Linked DNA regions of Homo sapiens: region 2 is linked to region 1. A link is a contact called in ENCODE Hi-C data. All regions are on one chromosome and are shown on one strand. The core of a region is the stretch at or near the end of the contact, and the rest is flanking DNA. Distances in the headings are between cores, read along the strand shown. Region 1 holds the start of CELF6 (CUGBP Elav-like family member 6). Region 2 has its middle 31 kb from the start of GOLGA6A.

What was found. Hi-C counts contacts between places; a loop is a spot of excess contacts on that map.
Region 2: a map of heart right ventricle shows a loop between it and region 1 (4-fold over the local background). The contact joins the enhancer-like site here to the promoter of CELF6 in region 1. A Hi-C loop is called at or near these places in 2 of 168 maps with a recorded cell type or tissue (HAP-1 and heart right ventricle).

The regions. Positions count from the first base shown.
Region 1 is chr15:72,318,409-72,321,427 of GRCh38, reverse strand. It overlaps CELF6 (CUGBP Elav-like family member 6), which reads left to right and starts at 1,271. Exons shown (of 13, transcript NM_052840.5): 1 at 1,271-1,815. The coding sequence starts at 1,554. RefSeq lists silencers at 1,135-1,184, 1,245-1,584.
Region 2 is chr15:74,050,254-74,052,953 of GRCh38, reverse strand. No RefSeq gene overlaps it. Among named protein-coding and RNA genes, the nearest start is that of GOLGA6A, 31 kb to the left of the region's middle. Within about 2 kb of position 1,358, at least 20 of the 41 ENCODE cell types and tissues checked have a DNase peak (open chromatin) inside an H3K27ac peak, as active enhancers do; they include heart right ventricle, where a contact is called at or near this core.

The sequences.
Region 1 (3,019 bases), core at 22-2,521:
TTGGGAGGCTTAGGTGGGAGGATCGCTTGAACCCAGGAGGTTGAGGCTGCAGTGATCTTAGATCGCACCACTGCACTACAGCCTGGGTGACAGAATGATAACCTATCAAAAAAAAAAAAAGGAAATCTCTATTAAAATAATTAGCAATTTTACTGAAAGAGGCATGAAAAATATATTATGGAATAAATATATAATTTATGAAGTATGTGTCTTTGTCCAAACATTGTATTACTACTTTGTGCAAACATCACTGATCCATCAAGAGAATACCTAGACATGTGCAGGAGTAATAAAATTCCATCAGCTCTGATATTTTGCCAACTTTCAGTCATATAGAAAGCGTAGCTGTACATATGTCTTTCATTTTCGTAATTCTGAACCTGTATTTGTGAAAATAAGAGGGGAACATATTTAACAAATTGTAATTTGATTTGTATCTTTTAAATGTTTAGATGCACAGTATGTCGATTTCCATTTCTTATTTTGCGCTGGGCCCAACAAATGTTGGGGTGGGCCTGGCCCTAACATCCTCGACCCTCAGAACCTCAGCTTCCTTTTCCGGAAAAAGAGAACACTCCTGAGTTCACAGAACTGGGATGAACTGGGCACCTGGTGCATAATGGGTTCTGAGTAAATACGGCTAAGTTCCCTCACTCTCCTAAGGAGGAATCCGTGTTCAAGGAGTGTTTAAGGGGTTTTTATTTTATTCTTCCTTTCTTTTTAAGGCTGCAAGGGAGACGAATGTGTCTGAGGCTCAGGGGTAAGAAAGTGGTTAAAGACACCGAAGACAGAGATGTGTGATGGGGCGGGGTGGGATTGGCTCCGAGGGACTGGCTCGATAGTGGGAATAGAGAAGAGGAATCCCCATCCACCCCCGCAGGAAACGCACCAGCGTTTGGAGGTGTGTGTGCCTGCGTGTGCCTGCGTTTGCCTGTGTGTGCCTGTGTGTGCGGTGGGGATTAGCCCCGACTCCGGCAGACACCATCACGCATGACGAAGCTGCTTCCCCTCACGCGGCCCAAGGCGCACACGCGCGATCCACGGCCACGCCCGCACACACTCGACACACACAGGGCATTCGAGGGTCCGGTTGCCATGGCGAGCAGGAGCGCGTGAGCCCAGCCGCCCCCCCCGCCCCCGGCGAGCCCAGTCAACTCCCACTCTGATTGGCGGCTGCTTCCTCATTATGCAAATCATTTGCGTAGACTCGGCGGCCAGCTGCCTGACGTCACCAAGCACGGGGGCTGGGGCTCGGGGCTCGGCTCTGGGAGAGCTCGGGCGGGAGCCCAGAGAGAGCCGCACGGGGACCTCAAGCCAGACCCCAGCGTTCAGCCGCCACCTCGGCCCGGGCCCGCCCCGCCCCGGCCCCGCCCCTTTCCTGCCCGCCCCACCCCCTCTACGCCCCTCCACCCGGACCCCGCCCCCTGGGCAGCCCCCCGCCCTCTCCGCCCGGGCTCCGCCCCCTCCCCCTGGCCCTCGCCACCGGTCCAGGGAGGGGACGGCGGGACAGGCGGGACCAGTGGGACCGGCGGGAGGGCTGACAGGGCGGGGACATGGCCGCGGCGCCGGGAGGGTCAGCGCAGCCCGCTGGCCCCGGCCCGCGCCTGGGTTTCAGCACCGCGGACAGCGGCGTCGGCATGAGCGGGCTAAACCCCGGTCCCGCCGTACCCATGAAGGACCACGACGCCATCAAGCTCTTCGTGGGGCAGATCCCGCGGGGCTTGGACGAGCAGGACCTCAAGCCGCTGTTCGAGGAGTTCGGCCGCATCTACGAGCTGACGGTGCTGAAGGACCGGCTCACCGGCCTCCACAAAGGTGCGCGGGGTCAGCCCAGCCCAGCCCAGCCCCAATCCGATTAGAGTGTGGCCCGACCCCAGCCCAGCCCCAGCCCTAGCCCTGCCGAGAGCCAGTCCAACACCAGTCCAATATCAGCCCCACCTCAGCCCAGCCCCCTTCCCAGATCACAGAATTTTCTCTCTGACATCCTCCCTCTGATTATCACTGTGGTCCCCTAACATGTTCTCCACTCTAACCTCCAAATTCCTGGCCTCCACCTCTCACATCCCAGCAGTCCCTGCCTTTCAATTGGACCTTTCCACCACCTCTCCCATCAGACCTAAAATTCTGGAATTTGAAAACTTATTCCACCTTCTAGATCTCGAATACCCTCAATTTCCCAAACCCTGAGCCCAAACACTCCTGAATCCTCCATCTGGTGGCACCTCACTCAGGCCTAACCACCCACATGCATATCTTGGACTTGCACCCCTCCTCTGGCCTCCTAGTCCGGCCATCCCCCTCAAGAGCCTTCTTTTGACTCTCAGACTGCCAACCTAAAACACCGCAGACCCAAACCCTCCCCTTCTTCAGAACCCAGACCTGTCTAACACAAAATCCAATTCAATTCCCAGGAGGCTCTCAGTTCCAGACACCCCCTCATGTTCAACAACAGCCCCAATCTCTCCTGCCCTTCGCCAGAATCCCAATGCACTCTACCTCTTTTGATTTCAGTTCAGAACCCTGACCTCAGCTGGGAACTCCTGCCACCCTGTGTCCCTTTCTTCTTGGATTTCTCTCAGCTAAATCCACACTTCTTTCCTTCTCTAATCCCCTCACTCCTGTGCCTCTTCTTTGCTCCTCCCCAGTCCTCTTTATGGCCTCTTTCTTTCCCTCCCCTCACAGGCTGGTCCCAGTCCAGGCCCATTCTCAGGGTGAGTCAGGCTGAAGAGACAGAAGGAGATCTTCTCCCTGCCCTTTCTAGAGAGATACACGGTCCTGTTCGGCCACACCCCTTTCTTCCTGTAGAGAGAGGGAGGAGGCTTGTTTACATGCAGAAAAGTCTGTCCAGGCAGGGCTGGAGTAAGAGAGCCAGAGTCACATGTCATACATGGGCAGGAGAAGGGGAGATGATTTGAGAAGGAACACTCTTATCTCCTCCCCCACCACCACCACCATGCTGTGCTTTCAAGTTTTTGCTGGGAAAGAGTCACCAACTATCCTCCATGATCTTCCTAAGAGA
Region 2 (2,700 bases), core at 109-2,608, 1.7 Mb before region 1:
CTGGCTTCACCCAGTGGATCCCGCACGGGGGCCGCAGGTGGAGCTGCCTGCCAGTCCCGCGCCGTGCGCAGGCACTCCTCAGCCCTTGGGTGGTCGATGGGACTGGGTGCCATGGAGCAGGGGGTGGCGCTCGTCCTGGAGGCTCCGGCCGCACAGGAGCCCATAGCGGGGCGGTGGGGGGAGGCTCAGGCGTGGAGGGCTGCAGGTCCAGATCCCTGCCCCGCGGGGAGGCAGCTAAGGCCTGGCGAGAAGTCGAGCACAGCAGCTGCTGGCCCAGGTGCTAAGCCCCTCACTTGCGGGGGGCTGGCGGGGCCCGCTGGCCGCTCCCAGTGCTGGGCCTGCGGACCATGCCCACCCGGAACTCGCGCTGGCCCACAAGCGCCGCGCGCAGCCCCGGTTCCTGCCTGCGCCTCTCCCTCCACACCTCCCCGCAAGCTGAGGGAGCCGGCTCTGGCCTCGGCCAGCCCAGGAAGGGGCTCCCACCATGCAGTGGCGGGCTGAAGGGCTCCTCAAGTGCCGCCAAAGTGGGAGCCAAGGCAGGGGAGGCCCGAGAGCGAGCCAGGGCTGCCAGCAGGCTGTCACCTCTCAGTAGGATTGTGAAGCATACAGCTGGAGCTTCCCAGGTGACATTCCCCACATCTGTCTTTCCCCTAACACTTTAGGGTAGTGGGGAAGCAAGAGAGCTTAAGCTTACTAAGCTCCTACCGTGTACTGGCCAGAGTGGGCACTTTTCTTTCCAGCCTTGCAATTGATGGGAAATAGGTGATTGTACAAATAGGATACAGGATCAGAGTGGGCTGGCGATGTGCTCACAGTCTCTCAGCTGAAACTGGAATCCAGGAGTCTTTGACTCTAAAGCTAGTGCTCGTTTTGGGTCTCCAGCTTAAGCAATAGTTGCAAAATGCAAAGAGCACCATGAAAATCTAATATTGATCCATGTAAGACTGTATTGCAAACAGAAACATGGAGTGACTTCGTGGGGGGTGACGGCGAGATGGGGAGATTATCTCAGGTCTATGTAACCTGGGAAGTCTCCGAGAAAAATGAATGAAGCATGACTAAGTGCAATTTGTCTGATAAACAAAATCTGTCAGAACGTGGGGCTTTGTGGGTCCTGAGTGAAGGTGAACCCATAGTGCTGGATATTTGCTAAGGTGTTCTTTATAAAATCACTCAGGGCCTCAGTGCCTCCACCTTCTTCATGACCCTAGGTCCACTTGCCTCGGCCTCCCAAAGTGCTGGGATTACAGGCATGAGCCACTGCGCCCAGCTGGTTGGTCTGACTTACTGTGCAATCAATCCACCCTGGGGTCGGCCAGGGCTTTAAGGCTCTAGAACTGTAGGAGATAGTCAGTGCTCCTGAATTCCACCCCCAGGCCTTCTGCACTCAGTCTGAGAGGAATGATTTCAGGAAATCAGACAAGCAACACAGGATTTCACAATATCTCATACTTGTCTGACTGGCTAGCATTTTGGAAAATTTCTGCGGTTAGCTAGCTAGCTTTTGTAATGTGCTTGGCTATCAAGTTTGGGATATTTATAATATTTATAAACTGAATTTAGCACAGTCCAGGCAGCTGGTCTTAGTTTAAGGAAGTTCCTTGAGCCAAGAATGAAGGAATTTTCCCCTCACTTGACAGCAAATGCATTTTGTAAGGGTGAACAGAGACGTCCAAACTTCCTGTTTTTTGTTTTTGTTTGTTTGGTTGTTTCATTTTGTTTTTGTTTGTTTGCTTTTAGTATGGGGAGAATCTGTTGAAATTCTAGACTCTTCTCTCAACAGAGTCTCCACAGGTATTTGCTTTATTCAGGTCCAGCGGGTCTGGAGCTGACATCTGGATTCAGAGACAAAAATAAGTGACGGTACTGGCCCCATTCCTCCCCTAGCCCCAGGCTCAGCCTGTGCCTGTGCCTGGGACCAGGACCAAGGCCACTACAGGCGAGTGTGTTCTCAGAAACCTGGATCTCCATTCCCTTCCATCTCCCTCCATCTGGCCCACCTAGTCTCCACCCACATAGAGGTGCAGCCCGCATCCCACCCACTCCTTCCCGTGACCACTTCTTACCTACATTGTAACGGGGTGGGGCCTTACCCTAAATCATGCATTCTCAACAGAGGCATTATCACCCCACAGAGGATGAAAAGGCAGGGGAGGAAGGGCAGTTGACCATCTTGGCTATTACCATGGTTTCTGACCCTCCAAAGGCTCACAGTCCATACATATGTCCATGTAAGGAAGAAGTAAAACCATCTCTATTCGCAGATGATGCGATCTTGTATCTAGAAAATCCTATGGAATGTACAGTGTATCTATGGTATTAAAATTTCATACAGGGAGGCACAATTGGGAAAAGATGCTAAAAATGCTCCTTAAGAGGACAATAATAATAATTATAAAAAGGTCCAGAAACACTGCCCTAAATGAAAAAATTAAAATGAAAGTTCAAGCACAGGGATGAGAAGGTGGGGGTAGCTTCCAGAGACCTGCCTTCTGCATCACCTGAGACTGACAACTCAGGAGAGCACAGAAAGGAGAGAAGGAGAGACCAGGCAGCCTGTCCCCCAACACGTGGCCATGCGCTCCATGATGTAGGCCACAGATGGTGCCAGTCTAGACACAGGCTCCCCGCAGGCAAATCCCAGCTCTGCCACATACAAGTTTAATGACCCTGACGAGGTACTCAGCCTTGCTGCCCTGC